2 separate regions of the Homo sapiens genome follow, and region 1 is linked to region 2. A link is a loop called in an ENCODE intact Hi-C map of the cell type or tissue named here. Cell type or tissue: endothelial cell of umbilical vein. All regions are shown on one strand. Links, peaks and the distances in the headings refer to the core of each region. The heading gives the core; the rest is flanking DNA. Region 1 has its middle 49 kb from the start of FHL1. Region 2 overlaps SLC9A6 (solute carrier family 9 member A6).

What was found. Hi-C counts contacts between places; a loop is a spot of excess contacts. Peaks named below come from ENCODE experiments on the same cell type or tissue, not always from the same donor. Only the 100,000 strongest peaks of a DNase experiment are listed, where the experiment ranks them.
Region 1: it touches region 2 in a loop (4-fold over the local background); 24 of 110 quality-filtered maps call a loop at or near these places.

What each region holds. Positions count from the first base shown.
Region 1 is chrX:136,141,623-136,154,277 of GRCh38, forward strand. It overlaps a transcript of FHL1 not described here. Among named protein-coding and RNA genes, the nearest start is that of FHL1, 49 kb to the right of the region's middle. RefSeq lists an enhancer at 1,770-2,969. In endothelial cell of umbilical vein, for the core only: no CTCF peak of the experiment used is centred there; no DNase peak of the experiment used is centred there; H3K4me3 peaks cover 2,061 bases; H3K27me3 peaks cover 174 bases.
Region 2 is chrX:136,025,338-136,033,198 of GRCh38, forward strand. It overlaps SLC9A6 (solute carrier family 9 member A6), which reads left to right. Exons shown (of 18, transcript NM_001379110.1): 14 at 3,549-3,638; 15 at 4,795-4,825. Among named protein-coding and RNA genes, the nearest start is that of SLC9A6, 44 kb to the left of the region's middle. In endothelial cell of umbilical vein, for the core only: a CTCF peak has its summit at 3,213 (motif pointing right); DNase peaks (open chromatin) are centred at 3,254 and 5,324; H3K27ac peaks cover 1,813 bases.

The sequences.
Region 1 (12,655 bases), core at 2,928-7,927, 120 kb after region 2:
GAAACAAAATCAATATGTCAAAGAGAAATGTGCACTCCCAAGTTTTATTGCACTATTCACAACAGCCACAATATGGAGTCAACCCGTGTCCATCAACAGATGAATGGATAAGGAAAATGTGATACACACACACACACACGCACACACACACACTGGAGTACTATTCAGCCATAAAACAAAAGAATGAAACCCTGTCATTCACAGCAACATTATGAGCTTGGAGGACATTATGTTAAGTGAAATAAGCCAAGAACAGAAAGACAAATACTGCATATTCTGACTCATATGTGGAAGTTAAAAACGTTAATCTCATGTAAGTACAGAGTAGAATAGTGGTTACTAGAGCCTGGGAAGGGTAAGGGGAAAGGTAGTAGTGATAAGATGGTTAATGCAAACAATGTTACAGCTAGATGGAAGGAATAAGTTCTGGTGTTGTATGGCACTGTAGGGTGACTATCGTTAACAATTATTGTATATTTTCAAAAATCTAGAAGAGCCAAATTGAATGTTCCCAACACAAAGAAATGATCAGGCCAGGCACAGTAGCTCACGCCTGTAATCCCAGCACTTTGGGAGGCCAAGGCGGGCGGATCACCTGAGGTCAGGAGTTCGAGATCAACCTGGCCAACATGGAGAAACCCCAAGTCTACTGAAAATACAAAATAATTAGCCAGGCATGGTGGTGTGTGCCTGTAATCCCAGTTACTCGGGAGGCTGAGGCAAGAGAATCACTTGAACCCAGGGGCAGAGGTTGCAGTGAGCTGAGATTGCGCCACTGCACTCCAGCCTGGGGACTCCGTCTCAAAAAAACAAAACAAAACAAAACAAAAAAAAGATCAGCATTTGAAGTGATGGGTATGCTAATTATCCTGATTTGATCATTACACATTGTATACATGTATTGAAATATCACACTGTACCCCATAAAGATGCACAATGATTATGTGTCAATTAAAAATAATAGTAAAAAAAAAGATTATTTCTTGACATGGAAAGATGCTTATCATTAAACAGATTACCAGGTCGCCAAAATAGAAATTGTTTGTATCAGGGGTCAACAAACATTTCCTGTGAAGAACCAGTAAATATCTTCAGCTTCGTGGGCCATATGATCTCTGTCACAACTACTCTGTTCTACTGTTGTACTGAGGAAGTAACCACAGATAATATGTAAACAAATGAATGTACTTGTGTTCCAATAACACTTTATTTCTTGACACTGAAATGTGAATTTCATATGAATTTTACATGTCACAAAAAATACCCTGCTTGAAATAAATGAACTGTAAAAACATTTGGGAGACATCTGGAGAATTCAGAATCCTGACTGGGTATTTTTTGGTATTAAGAAATTTTCGCTAACTGTTCCTAGGTGTGATGATGATATTGTTCTTATGTTCTAAAAAGGAGAAAAGCATCTTTATCTTTTAGCCATATGCACTTAAGTATTTCTGGATGGAATGATATGATGTTTTGCATTTGATTTAAAATAATCCGGTGTATGTGTGTTGGAGGGAATTGGTAGGAGAACTACAATTAAAACAAAATAAATCATGTGTTGATAATTTCTGAAGTTGGGTGTTGGGTGCATGGAAGTTCATTACATTATTTTCTCTATTATGTATATGTTTATATTTCACCACAATGAGTTTTCAACATGGCGAAACCCCATCTCTACTAAAAATACAAAAAATTAGCCAGGCGTGGTGGTGGGCTCCTGTAATCCCAGCTACTCGGAAGGCTGAGGCAGGAGAATCGCTTAAACCTGGTGGGTGGAGCTTGCAGTGAGCAGAGATCAGGCCACTTCACTCCAGCCTGGGCAAAAGAGTGAAACTCCATAACAACAACAACAACAATAACAACAAAACAACAACACTATTATAATTTAATGCTTACCATGTTCCAAGAAACTGGAAGTATAAACAAGGAAAATACATTGCTTGCCCTCAAGGAGCTTATGATCTGCTGGGGAAAACAGACACATGAAATGACCAGGTATGTCACGATTACCTATCGGCATGAACCAAATGACCAAATGCCACGGGAGAACTGGATTCTGCCTGAGTTGGTCAGGAACGGCTTCAAAGAGACGGTGAGGTTTCACTATTTCAGAAGTAGAATTTCTAGGACTTGATGACCTACGGGATGTGAAAAAGATGGAGTCAAAAGTAATAGCTTTTACTTTGCCCACGTGGGTGGGTGGTGTGCCATTAATGGAAACAGGAAATACGGGGGGGGGCGGGGAGGGGGCGGGAAGAAATAGATCAGGGTGGGGGCAGGCAGGGGAGAGTTCAGCCTTGGACCTACAGGAAGTTGTTGAAACTGCTCTAGGCAGAAGGTTACTTAGTTACCGCAGTAACTAAGGTTTCAAGAGGGGAATGCACAGGATGTTTTTGGAGATCCTTCTAGATCCCGGACTAAGAGCCTACAGGCTGGGGAGAGGCAGGAGGTAAGGCTGGCTGGAGAAGTAGATGTGTTCTCTGAGAGCTGTTTTGGGCTCCACCATTGACAGGACACGTGATGATCATGAAATGGAGCCACTGTTTCCCTGTGGATTCCATTGACAAAGTCAGATGAAGGTCTTAGCACCACTTTGGGGGAAAAATAACTAACCTGAAAGAAGCAGCCACTTTGGATGACTGTAATAAAAGTGATGAACAGTCTTTTTTCATTGTTTTGGAAGTGGAGTATACAGGTTTGGATTGTGGGCTCTGGAAATATGCTGCTTGGTTTTAAATCCTGGTTCCAAGGTTGCTTAAGCCTCGGTTTCCTCATCTGTAAAGTATCTCATATAAGAGTAAATAAAATGATGTATGCAAACTGTCCATTACATAATACATTTTCAATAACTTAGAATTATTAGTTCTAATGGTACTTTTTGAAGAGAATGTAAAGGACTTGATTACTTTGTGTGCTGATAAATGCTCCATATTTCCTTCCAAGGAAATTCTTGGAAATTCTTGCTTAAATTCTATTGAAATTGAAGGCCGTTTTCCTCGTGCTCTGTTCCTTGGAAAGGCAAGAAGGAAGAATGAATAAAGGAAGAGGGAGAAAGGAAGGAGTCTTGAGAAGAATGAATCACAACTAACACTGATTGAATGCCAAAGAATAGCCAGAAGTTTCCCTGAAAGAGGGTGCTCTGTCCAGAGCCTTCCATCATGGGTGCCTCTTGGCTGTTTCTTTTGGGCTGGGCTGTTTCTTTGGGCTGGTATGGGGTGGGGAGTTGTCTGTGGCCAAGCTAATTGTTCAATGCCTTTCCATGATGGAGTGGGGGCAGATTGGCTTCCTCTTCTCCTAGGCAGTGTAGCGGGACTTCTCTTGCCATCTAGAAGGACCAAACTTCAGTGCTTCTGAGGGCTTAGAAGGGGAAAAGAGAAAGCCCAGGCCCCTGGTGCTAGGAGCAGAGAAGGGTACTTTGTAAGCGCTTATGCTGCTGGTTCTCTGGTAAGGGAGACCACTAGCCAGTTTGTGCGACATGGGGCAAATAGGAATCATGAGGATCTATTTGCTAGATCTGTGTATACCACACCATCCCTACACCCGCCCCTGTCATCATCATCTACCTCCATGGTCTTCTGTACAGTGAAGAATGACTTTCGGCAGATGGAGGGCCAATTCTCCCCATGAATCCAGCCCTTATTCCATCTCACCTAGGCAGGGGACTTGACTCCTTTAGTAAACCCTCCTGTCATGCCTCACCAACCCCTCTCTACTGATTATCCCTAAACTGTTGACCAACAGGCTCTCATCTCTCAAATCACAAAGAGAGAAGAGAATCTTTGCTTGTCCCTACTCGCTCCTCCAGTTCTGCTCCATTTTTCTTCCCATTTACATTGGAAAGTCTCAAAACAGTTGTCTACCCTATGCTGTCTCTACTTCAACTCCAATTCCCTCTGCAACCCTGTTCCATCAAATCCTTCCACTTTCCTCCACTAGCACCACCCTAATCTAAACCACCATCAGCTTTGATAGGAACTATTGAGAAAGCCTCCTAACTAATCTCCCTATTTAAATTTTTAATCTCTTCTGAACCATTCTCCATATAGTAGTCAAGGTGGTCTTTTAAAAATGTAAACCAGATCTGGAATACTACTCAGCAATAAAAAAGAGCAAGCTATGGAAACACCCAACAACTTGGATGAATCTCAAGGGACTCAAAACCGAGTGAGAAAAGCCAATCTCAAAATGAATATTGTATGATTCATTTACAAAACATTCTCAAAATATCAAACTTACAGAAATGGAGGACGGATCAGTGGTTGCCAATGGTGAAAGACTTGGGGAACTGAGGAGATAGTTATTGCTGTTTTATAATTACAATACAACAGGTAAGATCCTTGCAATGATGAAACTGTTTTATAATTGACCATGGTAGTGGAAAGAGGCCACACGTGATAAAATTGTATAGAACACACACATACCAGACGTGCACGCGCGTACACACACACACAGTAGAAGTAAAACTGAAGAAATCAAAATAAGATTGGTAGATTGTATTAATGTCAATATTCTAGTTATCTTATAGTGTAGTCTTGCATTGGGGGAAATTGGGCAAGGGGGACCCCAGATCTCTCTGTATTATTTCTTACAAATGCATGTGAATCTACAATCATCCCAAAAGACAAAAGTTTAGTTAAAAGAAATATAAGTCAGACCGTGTCACGCCTTGGGGTTAAGCCACTCATTCAATGCCCTCCCATTGATTTTGGAATGAAGTGGCCTGCCCATGGACTGCACCTGCCCATGGACTAGTATGCAATCCACGATCTGGTCCCTGCCAACCTGTCCAGCCTTACTTTCTGGTACTCTCCCCAGCTTTCCTGGCGCCAATCATGATCACCACCTTTTAGTTCCAAAGCATCAAGATTTGGTCCCTCCTTCTGACTTGTTTTCTGGAAAGCTTTTTCCTGGCTCTTTCATATCTTTCAGGGTTCAGCTTAAATGTCACCTCCTCCTTTCCTAATCACACTATTTGTACTTTTCCTGCACAGGCTTTATCCAAATTTGATTATTTTCTCACTTCTTTATTGTCTGTCTCCCCCACTAGATTACAAGCTCCCAGGGCAGGGTGCGTACTGTCTGCAGACAACGCTGTTATCACCAGAGCCCGGCACTGAGCTTGGCACATGGCGAGGGCTCAGTAAACTGAATGCTGAGTGAATGAGACGCCACGCGCCGCTTTGCCATCGGTGCTTTCTGAGTGACGTTAAAACGCTCTGGATGGTGGCACTGGGATTATGGATGGGGCTTATTTAGCTCCCTCCGGCTTGCTACTAAGGGGAGGGGTCGTCGGTGGGCCTTTCGGCGCCGCTGCAAGCCACCGGGTTCCGAAGTCGGAGGCCGAAACGGCGTGGGCCCCGAAGCGGGGCCGCTTTTCAGGGAGTGCGCAGGTTAGCGAGGACCCCGGTGAGGCGAGACGCCACCCTCACTTGGCTGTCTTTGTTGCTCCCACCTCCCCAGCCCCAGCCGCCTGCAGTGATTCGTGACTCCCGCAGGCCTCTAAGGACCGCTGCGCGAGGGAGGGGGCCCGAGGCGCCCCCGGCCCGCCCTCCTCCCGGTCTTCGGATCCGAGCCGGTCCTCGGGAAAGAGCCTGCCACCGCGTCCCCGCAGCCACCCTCTCCGCGTGCCCGGCCCTCTCCAGTGGCGGGGGCACGTGGGCGCGCGGGGTGCGTGGCAAGCCGCCCCTCTCCCCACGCCCGTCCGGCCGTCTCCCGCGCGCGCGCCCCGCACACAGCCTCCGTGCAGTGGGCAGAGCCCGGCCCCGCGCGCGCCCCGCCCCGCCCCTGGCTAGCCGCGCCCGCCCCCGCGCTCCTGCTTCCTCCCCTCTTTCCCTCCCCGCCTCCCAGGCGCGCACCCCTCCCCTCGCGCCCCTCCCGCGCCCTACATCCACCGCCCGGCGGAGGGGGCTCAGTCCGCAGCCGCCGCCGCCACCGCCGCGCCTCGGCCTCGGTGCAGGCAGCGGCCGCCGCCGCCGAGACAGCTGCGCGGGCGAGCATCCCCACGCAGTAAGCCCGCTTTCTTTCCGCTTGTGCGCGCGTGTGTGCCTCCCGCCCGCCGGCGTCCTGGGTCCCGGGGGAGCGGCTGCCCTTCTGCCCCGCCGCCGCCGCCGCTCGGGGCTGGTCCCTGCGGTCCCGGCTGCCTGGCCTTCCAGGGCTGGGTACTGCGGCTTCGGCGGCCTCGCTGAGGCCGGGGGCCAGGGGCCGTCCCGGGCTGCGGGGTGCGGGACGAGGGACTGCGAGTGCGAGGTCCCCCCTGGTGCGTGCCTCGGCCTTCCCTGGGTTTTTGGCTCGATGGGGACTAAGAGGCAGTGGGGTGGAGGTGGGGGGGATCGGGAGTGAAATGGGGGCTCTCCATGTTTTCCTGTGCGGGGGATGGTGGGGAGTGAGGAGGGAGTGAAGGGGGGGCCCTGGTTTTGTCACCAAGGATGGCGGGCAGTGGGGGGTGGGGCGAGGTGGGGACACCTCTTGGTTCTTTCAGCCAGGATAGCTAGCAGGGGCTGTGGGGAGCGGGTGAGGATGAAGCGGTGGGTCGACTCCCTTGGTTTTCCCATCAAGGATGGCGGGGATCGTGGAGGGGGGAGATGGGAGACCTGCCTTGCTTCGCTCAACGAGGATGGCGGGGGTGGCGACGAGGAGTAGACGTGAGGGGGCCCGCCTCGGTTTTCTTGACTGGGATGCTTGTGGGGTGGTTGGAGGATGGGGGTGGGGTGCAGAATAAGGAGGGAGGGGGAGGGCCCGCTGTGGTTCTTCTGTCCAAGGGGGATGGCGCGGGTTTGGCGAATGGGGGTGGGGAGGGGGTATTTCAGCTCCAGCGTGGAATCTAGAGAAGCACGAGGAAGGTTCTATCACGGGGGTTGAGCCTTAGAAGGTGGGTTTTCAAAACTGCAGGGCGTGACCTCTCCCGCCTCGAAAAACGTGAAATCCTTACAAGGTGCCGTCTGTTCTAGGCTCTGGGACAGAGGTTTCTGCTTTCGAAGTTTCTCTTCCTTTCCTCTCTGCTCTTAGCGTCCAGGACTAGGTAAAGGTTAAAAAATCATCAAGGCTAAGCGACTGTTGTGTCGTTCGTGTTGAGCGCTGTATTATTTTCTGCATTTGGGAATGTGCGAGTTTCTCAGGTTTGTTTTGATTGCCTTTTACAATAAAAACCCCATACTAGGGAGATCCCTTAGGAAAAGAAAAGGACAAGGCTTATTAATGGGATGCCAGGTTTGGATTTTGAATTTCCTGAAGGGCAGGAGATACATCCTTGTAGCATTTCGCTTGGTTTTGAGAAGAGTAGAAGTAGTAGAATAAGCGTATGTATTTGCTGGAAGTCCCCTTGTATTCATTTAAATTATCCCTTCGGGATTATCCGAGCCCCCTTTGATTTGGGTTTGGAATAGATCCAGTTTTCCTAATTGGAGCCATCATCTTGTAATTGCTTGTAATTCTTCTCTGGGTTATCAAGTCTATGGCAAGCTTATAGAACAGCAGGAATAATTTTTTCCGTCATCTTAAGACAGTTTTAATGTAAACGTTACGGTGTTCCTTGCAAATGTGAACATTTGCAGAATAGCACAAGTTTAAATTATGGGCCCCCCTGGAATTTTGTAAAGCCTTTCCTGCCTCAGCTCATCTCCAAGAACCGGGCCCTCCCGATCCTTACACTGAAGAAGCAAGAGCTTCTGGGATGGTAGCTTTGCCTTTACAAACTCATGTTCATGTTTGCTTAAGAAGAATACGTATTAAGCAGGCATTTGCCTTTTATGTGGTGAGACTATAGTGTTTTCCCATTTTTGGTTACATAAGGTTCCGATCAAGTCTTTACCTTCAGTCTTTAAAAATGCTTATTTAACATTTTTAAGGGCAAATATAATCTTTATGCAACAGGAAATTGGTCAGATAGGCCATGATTTGTGCAAACCACCTCACGATAAGTACATAGTCTAAGACTATCATATAGATTCTGTAACCATATATGGTTTTTGAAATTCTAGGCTACCATTCCCATATTTAATTTTCAGAAAAGGAAAATATTTTTTTCAGCCAAGTCTAGATTTTTGAGTGAAACTAAGAAAAATTGTGTAAGATTTAAATTGATAAAATTCCTCCTGTATAATACCAGTGCATTGGAGGTAATTTAATATATATTAAATGAATCGACCGCTAAAACAAAATAATTATTTTTTTTCCTGGAAGTGTTAAACTGGAAATGTTTAAGGGGAAATAGATTTTTAGTCACAAAGACCGACAAAAATGCATTTATTTACACTATTGTATTATAATGTTAGTATGGTATTCATTCTGTGCCCCCAAATAGCAATTGAAAAAATAGCATATTTTTATAATAAAATTTAAGCATAATGTTTTTTTCTCTGAGGAGTAGAATGCAGAAAGTGGTAAAAAATCTTTTACAGAGAGAAGCATGTTGATAGGAAGTGGGCTTTAAGTTTCTCTCTGGACAGAAGGTGTAAATGGCGTATCTTTTACCTGGCTTTTTGAGAATCTGTTGCCCTCTAGGACATGAAAGACATTTCAGGAATTAACAGAAGTCGGATCAAATTCTCTTGCTAGATGTTCTTAAAGATTTTGCTGATACGCATTTGAAAATTTGTAAATCACGTTTTCATGTAAGAAATTAACCCTCACCTCTAAAGTTTGAGCATTAAAAAAGTTTGTTGAAGGCATGGAAGGTAATCTCCTGTGACTGAACCCTGTTTTCCCACTCTCCACCTCCTAGTTCCCTTCTTCCCCATGCCTCTCCTTTCTCCCCCGTCCGGTGCCAGCAACATTGGCTTTTATAACCTTATGGGAGTTGAACCAAATATTCCTGCTTGCTCGAACTTGAGGCCTTATCTTTTTGGCTGCTTTCCCCAGCTTTTGCCTACTGAACTTTTTTTTGTTAATTGAACTATCTAGTTGTTTGGATTTGGGGTAAAAGGGAGTAGACTGTAATTGTTTTTTCTTAAAAGATCTTTTCTTTTAGCTCCTGTGGGACAAGAGCAGAGAAAGGTTCTTTTTTGGTCAGTGGTGTACTTAATTAAGCAGAATATATGACTTTTCGTTTATTCAACAAACATTTGCCGAGTTACCTCCTCTGTTGGAGGCTCCATGCTAGGTGTGGAGTTATTTGGTTGATAAGAAATGGCTTCCACCTTTCTGGTGAAGTTATGAAAATGAAAAATAGACAGTGAATCTGTTGTGAGTAATCAAGAATTGTCTGGAGTTTTTTGGACAGACAAAAAAGATTTCTTGATGTTTACATTCAGCTTTGTATTACTGTATAGAGTAGGGAGAAGTGGATGGCCAGCATCCCTTCCTGCGACTTAATGCATCTCTGATGGCAAATTGGGCCTCCCCAAAATATTTTTCTGGGGTCAACTTTGAATTATGGATAGTAATGGATGATGGAGCCCAGAAGAGTGGATAGTCCTAAATAGTAGCTCGAATAAACCTTTGACCTTCTACAGGGTTGCTTCCTGAGTGCCTGGAGAAATCCCCTCTTTGTGGATAGTGCCACACTGGTGGTTTTCAGCCAGGGCGCTTTTGCCCCCCGGGGTCACTCAACAATTTTTGCTAGATGCACTCCACTGGCATCCAGTTGGTAGAGACAGGGATGCTGCTTAAATATCCAACAGCGCATAGGGCAGTGCCTGGCGGCAAACAAAATTATCCAGCCTGAAATGTCGATATGCCGAGGTTGATGTAATTTCCTCTACATAATGTAGCAGAACATAATTCCAGGAGAGTAGAGAACAATAACAGCGTCTTGAGGTGACTGAGTAGTTGGCGGAGCTCACTTTATTCGTCTCAAAAATGACTAGTTTCAGCCAGGTGCTGTGGTTCACGCCTGTAATCCCAGTACTTTGGGAGGCTGAGGCAAGCGGATCACTTGAGCCCAGGAGTTCGAGACCAGTCTGGCCAACATGGCAAAATCCTGTCTCTACTAAAAATACAAAGAATTAGCCGGGTGTGGTGGTGTGCGCCTGTAGTCCCAGCTACTTGGGAGGCTGAGGCACGAGAATCGCTTGGACCCAGGAGGCGGAGGTTGCTGTGAGCTGAGATTGCACCACTGCACTCCAGCCTGGGCGACAGAGTGAGACCCTGTCTCAAAAACATAAAATAAATAAATAAAAGTGACTAGTTCCTGCATACCAACCTGAAGAATTAAAGAAAATAACAGCTACCATTTATGGCACTTACTCTGTGCCAGAGGACTTGTATACATTATATATTCTCTTCATTTTATAAATGAGGAACCACACTCAGAGAGGTAGAAGATCTTGCCTGGAGCCTCACAGCTGGTCAAGGTTAGAAGTAGAAATCAAGATTAAGATTATTACTCCTTTTAAGTTCATGGTTTTAAGCACAACTATGCATTATCTCCCTTGCGGCATGCATCATTCAAAATCTTATGTAACAAAATGAAAATTACTATATGTCCTATATACCATTGGGCTTGCCTGAGAGTAATTAAAACCATGAATGCTAAATGTGATCATACTTGGAGTAAGTGACAAGGAGTAGGGGAAAAGGGAACCAACATTAATTGAACACCTACTAAAATTTCAGGAAGCACGCAAATTAAATATATACTCATTGTCTAATTTGATTCTCAGAGCAACTCTGCAGTTATGATGCACATTTTACAGATGAGAGTGGGAGATATTTGTTAAGTAACTTGTCTAAGATTGCACAACTAATAAGCAGCAAGGTTGGGATTTGAGATGATGTCCCACAACCAAGCCACTCTTTGCTGCTTACTCTAAAGGTAGGAAGTAAGTTGAGCCTCTTGGAGAAAGGAAGGTAACTGGCTCTGGGTAAAAAGTAACTTCAGGCAGAGCGCAGTGGCTTACGCCTGTAATCCCAGCACTTTGGGAGGCCAAGCCGGGCAGATCACCTGAGGTCAGGAGTTCAAGACCAGCCTGGCCAACATGGTGAAACCCCGTCATGGCTAAAACACAAAAATTAGCCAGGCGTGGTAGTGGGTGCCTGTAATCCCAGCTACTCGGGAGGCTGAGGCAGGAAGAATTGCTTGAATCCAGGAGTCGGAGGTTGCAGTGAGCCGAGATAGCGCCACTGTATTCCAGCCTGGGCGACAGAGCTAGACTCCATCTCAAAAAAAAAAAAAAAAAAAAAAGTAATTTGAGAGGTAACACGTAGTAGACGTTGGATTATATTCAGGTAGAGAATGGAGAGATGAATTGCTATACCTTCCTCATCTGATAAGAATCGAATTCTACCTGGAATTTGTTCTAGAGATCTACTCAAATTGAAACAGTGATTGTCATTTTGTCAAACTTCATTTTCTATCTCACCTGAATTTTCCAAGCTGTGCTTTGATAACCATGAACCTGGAAGTTATGGAAATCTGTGCTTAACCTTTCGGTAGCTCACCTTCCACCTTTCTTAGGGCTGTCCTGTAGAACTTAGGAGTGACAACATTTGGTTTTTGTCTTCTTTTTACACAATTTAAACATTTGTGCTTGCTATGGAAATTGTTTTTATAATACGCGGCATCAAATTCATTCTTGTGTTTTTCATATGGGGTTGTTTTGTTTTGACAACTAAATATTTACTTTAAGTTTTAACGTGTTTTGTTTCGGAGCACAAAAAGAGGAAACATTTAAAAAACAGCCCAATCACAATCATTTTGTCTGAAAAGCATTTTTTTGCGGGAGGTGGGGGGGGGCAGGAAAAGGACCACATGTTTAATTTCATTTGCTTCAATTGGAAAGGAATTTTAACCACGATTCTCAAGGGCCAGGATGCTGGAAAAAAATGTTATTTAGATAAAATGCCTGTTTTGATATCCACATAGAACTGTGAGCCATAGATTCTGATTATAATAATAATGTCCTGATTCTACTACAGCAATCAGCCACTTGAGTAATCAACCACTGTGTATAGACAGACATGCATGGTGGTACCATCTGATTTGTCCCATCACCCATTGATTCATTCTAGAGTAGACTTGAGAGATCTGATAGAACTTGCAAGAATGAATGATCCTTTTGAAAATCAAATTTTTCAATAAGAATGGTACATTTTATTGTAGGAAAATGCAGAAAATATAGAAAAGCTTCAAGAAGAAAACCAAAATCAGTCATAATCCACCACCCCAAAATTAATGACAATATTTTGTATGTCCTTTAAAAATGGAGTACTTTCTAAAAATGGTGGATTCAAGCCCATTGCAAAACCTCCAACTTATATAGTGTGTTATTTTTTTTTAAATGACTAGATTTTCTGAACGACTGCTACATCTCTAGATGGAAGTCATGGTCATAACCCATGAAAAGGGAAAGCTGACAGGTAGTTGGAGAACTATGCTATAGCCTCTTCCTGGCAGCTATGTAAAGAAGCTTAAGGGTAGCTCCTTCAAATTTCTCCTCTTCCAGCTTGAATGATCAAGTTTCAATGCTAAAAGAGGCTGTTAGTACCCACCCCCCATTATTTTACAGATGAGGAAACTGAGGCTCAAAGGGGTCAAGCACCTAATGTGCTAACGTCAGAGTTCCAGCTTGAATTTTTAGATTGTCTTCATAGGTAGGTAAATTTTTTATTTCCTAAAGATTCTTCACAGTCAAAAACTTTTTCATGGCCTGACCCTCAAAAGAACAAGCTATTGTGGTGGGAGTATACTATAAAGGATACTAAAAGGCCAAGTATAATA
Region 2 (7,861 bases), core at 2,216-7,215:
GCTGAAACTTCATAGACATTAAGAGCTACCAAGCTTCCAGAATACATAGGACTCATTAGAGAAAACAGTATTTCACACTTTATAGATCCTGTCCTCCATTTTTTTAAATTCTATTACACCTTTTTTAAGACTTCTAAAAACCAGCCAGCCCTAAATCACACTTTGAATGTTGTTGTTATTGTCTTAATTTCTCTTTACTATTCAAATCTCTTATAATTTCTGTGCTTTTATTGTGCATAGTATAAAATACACAAAAATAATGTTCTTATAACCTTAATTATTACTTTAGGGAGGACCTGGCATTTATTGAACACTTACTATGTGCTGGGCATTGTGCTAAGTACATTTTACATATTTATCCAAACATGATAACTCCATTTTACAAGGGATGAAATAGAGGCTTAGAAAGGTTCTGAGTTGTTCAAGGTCATCTGGATAATTAAATGGCAGGCAGAGGAGCCTCCAGTCTTTCTTAATTTTTTTAGAAATTAATTTCATCAAATAATGGTCATGGTACATTTTGAAAGGACACAGTTCCTTTCTTTTCTCAAGAGCTTGTAGATGAAGACTTTCCCTCATTGTCCTAAGGATAACAAAATTAAATGTAAGAACAAACCAAACAAAATATCTACGCTTACCATCCCCGCAAAAAGAAAAGACAAAAACGTACCTACTCACACAAAATTTAATCTACATCACTAGCTGTCAAAGCTCTTTGGCCGCATAGTGCCTGTCCTGTAACATAGTTGGTCACTTAATTATAATATTGTCTTATAGTCTTAGGTTACTTCTTATTGCCTTCTTGTTTTATTGGCATTATTCTTGGCCTCTTCGTGAACAGGGGCTGTATTTTAAGCTTTTCTTCCCTCCCCCCAAATTTGTCTAGTACAATTTTAAGGGCACTGCAAAGTCCTGAAAGTTTAAGATTCATGCAGACTTAGACTTGGCTTTGAGTTCTTGCCCCTTCACTGATGAATTCTGTGATCTTTGGCAAGTTCTTTAACCTTTTAAAGCCTCGGTTTCCTCATCTGTAACATGTATGTTATAGTACCTACCTCCTTGGGTTGTTGTAAGGATTCAGTGAGCTAATATCTGTAAAGTTCTTAGCACAGCATTTCAAATTACCTTTTATTCATTCATTCAATAAACATTTACTGAACACCAGCCATGTGCCGGGCACTGTAGGTTACAACTCAGTGGTTCTTTTTTTTTTTTTGAGACAGAGTCTTGCTCTGTCGCTTAGGCTGGAGTGCAGTGGTGCAATCTCAGCTCGTTGCAACCTCCGCCTCCCAGGTTCAAGCAATTCTCCTGCCTCAGCCTCCCAAGTAGCTGGGATTACAGGCATGCACCACCACACCTGGCTAATTTTTGTATTTTTAGTAGATATGGGGTTTCACCATGTTGGCCAGGCTGGTCTCAAACTCCTGGCCTCAAGTGATTCGCCCGCCTCAGCCTCCCAAAGTATTGGGATTACAGGCATGAGCCATCTCACCCAGCCTCAGTGCTTCTTAACTGGGGAGAATTTTGCCCCCCGCCCAAGGGACATTTGGCACTTTCTGGAGACATTTTTGGTTGTCACAACTGGAAGAGGGGGCCTCTGCTGGCATCTAGTGAGTAGAGGCCAAGGATGCTGCTAAACATGCTACAATGCATAGGACAGGCTCCTCACCACCTGCCAACAGAGAATTATCTAGGCCAGAATGTCAGTAATGCTAGGGTTAAGAAATCCTCCTCTAGAGAAGCACAGTGATCAAAATAAGATAGAAAAGGTTCCTCGACTCATAACATCCATACTTTAGTGAGAGAAGACAGACAATAAGCTAGTAACACATAAATGAACCTGATAACTGCAGATGATATTAAATGCTGTGATGGGAATCGGGCAAGGTACTGTGATAGTGACTGGGGATGGGGGTGTTTTTGATACAAGGAGGCCAGGGACGGTTTCTTTGAGAGGTTATGTTTGAGTTCAGTCTTACCTACGTGACTAGATGGTGCCAGTTAAACAGTCATCAGGAAGAAGAGCAGTCTAGGCAGAGGGAAGAGCAAGTTGTACAAATGTCCTGAGGAAGGGACAAACTTGGCCTGTTGAATGAACAGGAAAAAAACTCTCATGGCCGGAGTATAGTGACTGAAGGGTAGATAGGAAGTGAGGTTGGCAAGATCCTATGGAAGCAGGGGTTCTGCACACTTAACTGTCAAGGGCCAGAGAGTAAATATATCAGGCTTTGGAGGCCATATGGTCTGTCTCAGCTACTCAACTCTAGTGTGAAAGCAGCCCTAGACAATATATAAATCAATTGGTGTGGTTGTATCCCAGTAAAACTTTATTTACAAAAACAGAAGAGGTGCTGATGTGGCCTGTAGGCTGTACTTTGTGGACCCCTAATGTATAGTCTTGTGGAACATGGTAAGGGATTTGGATTTTAAAATACAATTGGAAATCCTGGAGGATTTTAAAGCAAGGGAGTGACATGAAGTCATTTACAGTGTAAAAGGTTCACTTTAGTTGTCATGTGAACGGTGGATCCACAGTAAATTTGAAACAGCCAGCTATTCCCATGTCCTTTCACATAGTTTGTGACAGTCACATTTCTATCATTTACTACACATGCTTTGCACTTCTGCGTCTCTGAGCCTTTGCTCATACTGTTCCCTCTGCCTGGAATGCTCTTTCACTGTCAGTAAATGACACAGCTAAGTGCCACCTCCTTTTCCCTCTGTTCTTTTCCCTCGGAACCACTCTTATGTTGGTGCAACATTGGGCCTCTTCATTGTAGCACTTATTTTATTCAGTCTTGTGATAATATTGTTATAAGAGCTGCCACTTAGTGTTAATGTTTCAGATACTCTTTTAAAAGCTTTTCATACATTTTCTCATTAAATCCTTGCAGCAACTCTGTGTGGTGGATATTAGCCCCATTTTCCAGGTGATAAAGTGATGATTTATAAGACTGCCTCACTTGACTGAGTTCACACAGCTAGAAAGCAGCCAAGTCCAGATTTGAACCCAGAGCTCCCTGATAGAAGCCCTTAGGGATTATGCCCTAGTTGTGTTGGTTTCCCCCACTAGTCTGTGAGTTCCTTGAGGGCAGGGGCCATGTTTAATTCATTTCTATGCCCTGTGCCTAGTACAGTGCCTGGCAAATAATAAGTGCTCTATAAATGTTTATTACATTGACTTAGCTTCTAATAATGTACCATCTATTACAAGTGTGCTATCTTCAAGACCACTAGATGTCACTGGAGATGCATAAATGTGGTTAGAGTTTAATGTGACTGAGAAGATGTTAAAACAGCTCCTGGCCATTTTAACAAAGGAAAAATGAGCCATTCTTTGAATTATGAATCTGGTCATAGCAATCTGTTTTCAGGTCCTTGACCATGGTTCCCTTGCTTTCCAGATGCAGCCTTGCATCATTTTCTCCCTTCAGTGTTATTTGTGTTCTGGGATGCTACTGCTACAGCTTCTAGTACTGCTATTTTTTCTGTGTTGTCTGTAGTAGTTAATTTAATCAATAAACATTTGAGCACCTATTGTGTGTCAGGTACTGTGCTAGACTCTGGGGATACAGAGATGAATTGAGACATGGCCTTTACCCTCAAGGAACTCACAGTCTTTTTGGGGAGACTGACAGGTAAATAACTATACTCTACTGTGCTAAGTATCATAATAAAGGACTGTAGAAAGTGCTGCAGATGCACAGAGGAGAAAATGATTCTGCTTGAAGGGGTCGTAGAATGGTTACTTTGGAACTTGAAAATCGCTTAAAAAATGAGGGAAAGCACATTGCAGCTGGAGAGAACAGCATGAGCAAAGGCATGGGAGGCACAGGAGAGGATGGATTTGGGGAGATGAGCAGGCAGGTATAGCTAGAATGGGGCATGTAGAAGAGAATGATGGGAAATGAGGATGGAAAAGTAGGTTGGAGTGGGGTGGGGATGCTAGTTTGTAGAGAGTCTTGAATGCCCCACAAAAGACTTCAGACTTGACCCTCTGGGTTGTAAGCCACTCTCAGAGTCCTTTGTCAAGGGAGTAACACAGCGAGCTCTATGCTGGCGACAGCTGACTCTCGGGGAGAGCCTGGCAGCTGGAAAAGCTTCCACGACAGAGCCCGTGAGCCTCAGGATGAGGGCTGCCCTTGAGCAGTTGGGATGGAAAGGAGAGAAGACTTGAGAGACCGTTTAGAGGAGGAATGAACAGAGTTTGTGAGTGCCCGTGTTTAGGGAATAGAGAGGAGCCAGAGAACTTTGTAGTGAAGCTTTTCCCTGGGATACAGAAAGCAGGAATTTTAAACAGATAAAACAAGAGTTGTGAAGAAGCAAGGCTAATGTCTATCCATTAGCCTATGAAAAACCTGTAATTGGGCCCTCTCTTCAGTCATCGTAACAGAATGTTGCCATGAGAGCTGCGAAGTGAATTGCACTGTGCCATCCTTGTTTTTGGAGCTAGCCAGTAATTCTTATTTAGCAACTGGGGCAGTGCTGCTCTCCCTGATTCCGCTTCGAGTGGACCTATATTCAGAGAAAAAAAATGCTGTTTTTTTCTGAAACTGGTAAGTAAGATTGCAGGAAGAGAATCATGGGTACACCCTGCTTGCCTTAGAATCCAAGCTGTTGCTAAGGAAAGTGGCAGGAGCCAAAAATCTGCATCAACAGCTATAGAGAAGCAAGAAAACATTAACCATTCCATAGCTTCTGTGTTGAGAAAAGTAGTTGCCTGACAATGTATATGTGTGAATAGACCATTTTTTGGCTTCAAAATCTCATTTGCTCTTTGTCTTTCTCCTTTAGGGTTGGTGTTGATTCAGACCAAGAACACTTGGTAAATATGCGTTTTTGTTGTTCCTGGCATTTCTGTCAAATGTGCAGTCATTTGGAAAGAAAACAATCTACTATAAACTTCAACCTTCTATTTAGATCCTGTCCTCTTTGCCTCAGCTTTGGAGGAATGATATCATTCCTGGCTTTTCTCACTGCTCCATAGAGACAAAACCAAGTTTGCCACAGTGCCATAGTGTGTGGTTATCAAGGGTGACAGCTTTCATGTCTCTGGGCCATCCTGCCTGGGCTTTTGTCCCAGAGGAGAGCAGTCTTTTAAGCACTCCTGGGTTTTCGAGTGACTCCTCTGGCACGGGGAGGCTTTTTCCACTTTGGTTTGCGCATGAAGGCTTGTCTCTGATGTAAGCCCCACTCCAGCTGCTCTTCCTGTGTAACTTTCAAATCGAATGACCAGCAGCTGCCCTAGAGAACTGCCTAGAAGCTTTTGAATCTTCAACCAGTCTTCCCTGCCTGCTCAGGGAAACGCACTTTCTTACCTTGCCCCTCAGCCTTGGCCACGTTTCCTTGCTTCCTTCCTTCTGTTGTGTCAGTTTCTCAGTTGTTGCTATGAACTTGAGCCCGTTGGACTGAATGCATTGTAACTCACTGCCCTCTCTAGACTGACTACCCTTGTCTGGTATTTTCCATCTGTTTTTCAATTGCTTCTGAGCACCATTGAATATGTGTCTCCATATCAGACGTTAGATGAGAAATCACAGAAATTAGATTTTTGAACATGGAAAGCATCTCTTTCAAAACACAATTTTTTTCTTGTCAGAAACAAACCACAGTCAGTATATTTGTCTTCAGGGTGAGGTTAAAAAAAACATTTCTCAGATTCATTTCCTAAATGCTAATTTTGTTAGCTGTTGAGTGATGAGTGTGAATGTATGTATGAGATATAGTAAGTACTTGACTCTTGTGGTCAGAGCCTTAAAGTAGAATTCCATGGGCTTGACATACTTGTAAAAACCAAGCTGGATAAATTCCCATGATGCCGGGCTCCTGGTGTAGTGTCCAAGGGGTGATAATTCCTCAGTGCCTCCTCCCTGTGTGAAAACAAGAATAAAGTTAATCATGCAGTTCAAAAGACAAATGCTCGATCACTGTGTAAGTCTCCACCAGCTGTGTCACCTGTGTAACCACAGAGGAGAAATGGAAAAGGAGTGACAGGGAGAGAGCCAGGTAGGTGAGTGCCAGTCGTGACATACAGAACAAAGGACCGTTTTTTTTCCCATACCTTCAAAACCCTATGGCTGGGCCGGGCATGGTGGCTCACGCCTGTAATCCCAGCATATTGGGAGGCCAAAGCGGGTGGATCACACGAGGTCAGGAATTCGAGACCAGCCTGGCCAACATGGTGAAACCCTGTCTCTGCTAAAAATACAGAAATTAGCTGGGCGTGGTGGTGGGTGCCTGTAGTCCCAGCTACTCAGGAAACTGAGGCAGGAGATCGTGCCACTGCACTCCAGCCTGGGCAACAGAGCGAGACTCTGTCTGGAAAAACAAAAACAAAATAAAAAAAAAACAACCCTGTGGCTGTCTTGGTTATATTGTTCCTTTAATATTTTGAATGTCCACGAGAAAGCACAGAGGAACCTTATACTAAGTATGGAGTGTGTGGGGGTGGGGTATACAGGTGTTCATGTGGTGAGGGGTGGTGAAATGTTGTTCTTCAAGAGGTGGAGGCACAGAAAGATACTTCTATGATGTGAAAGGAATTGCAGGTGTTCTTCAGCTTTCGTAAGCCCATACAGTGTTTCCAAACATTTTTGTGTTATATATAAGTTGATACATGACACGTGACACGTTGAAGCAGAGAGAAATTTATTTTGAGCATTAGGAAGGACAGGAAGAAGCCAAAACCCAGAATCTAAACTCTGTGCTTGCTTGCTTATTTATTTATTTATTTATTTACTTACTTACTGAGATGAAGTTTCACTCTGTCGGTCATGCTAGAGTGCAGTGGCACGATCTCAGGTCACTGCAACCTCCACCTCCCAGATTCAAGCAATTCTCTTGCCTCACCCTTCCAGGTAGCTGAGACTATAGGTGCCTGCCACCACGCCCAGCTCATTTTTTTGTGTGTTTTTAGTAGAGACGGGGTTTCCCCATATTGGTCAGGCTGGACTCGAACTCCTGACCTCAAGTGATATACCCGCCTTGGCTTCCCAAAGTGTTGGGATTACAGGCATGAGCCACTGTGTCTGGCCTAAATTCTGTGCTTTTAGAAAAGAAGATTATGGAAACATAGAACATGAGCACTGGAAAGGGCCTTCAGAATTCTCTAACCCTCATCATGTTTTTATACATGAAGAAATTCGGGCCCAGAGAGAGAAAGGGACTTGCTTAAACTACTTAATGTCAATAAGCTGGGACTGGAAGCAGATTGCCTAACTGCCCAACTGCTGACTGCACCATATTACAAATAAAGACACAGTTTATATTTTTGGAAACTTTTAGAAGACGCCTACTTGCTATGTTAGTTTCTCCTCCTAGCTGGTCAGGCTTACCATGGAATTTCCCTACTTGTTTTTATTTTGCTAGTGTTTCAAGAACATAGTAGCAACTTTGAAGTTGCTAGTTATTTTCGAGATCCATGACGACTCCCAAATATAGGGATGTTGATGTGATATTTTCTAAGGTGCTATTATTACATTGAGAGTTAAGTCTTTCAGGTTCAGTACATGAATTATACCACATTGATTTTTTTTCTTTTTTTTGAGATGGAGTCTCGCTCTGTCGCCGAGTCTGGAGTGCAGTGGCACGATCTCGGCTCACTGCAACCTCTACCTCCCGGGTTCAAGTGAACTTCCTGCCTCAGCCTCCTGAGTAGCTGGGATTACAGGCAGGCCCCACCACGCCTGGCTAATTTTTGTATTTTTAGTAGAAACGGGGTTTCACCATGTTGGTCAGGCTGGTCTCGAACTCCTGATCTCGTGATCTGCCTGCCTCGGCCTCCCAAAGTGCTGGGATTACAGGCATGAGCCACCACACCCGGCCCCCACATTGATTTTTTAAGTGAGAGTAGATTCGTAAG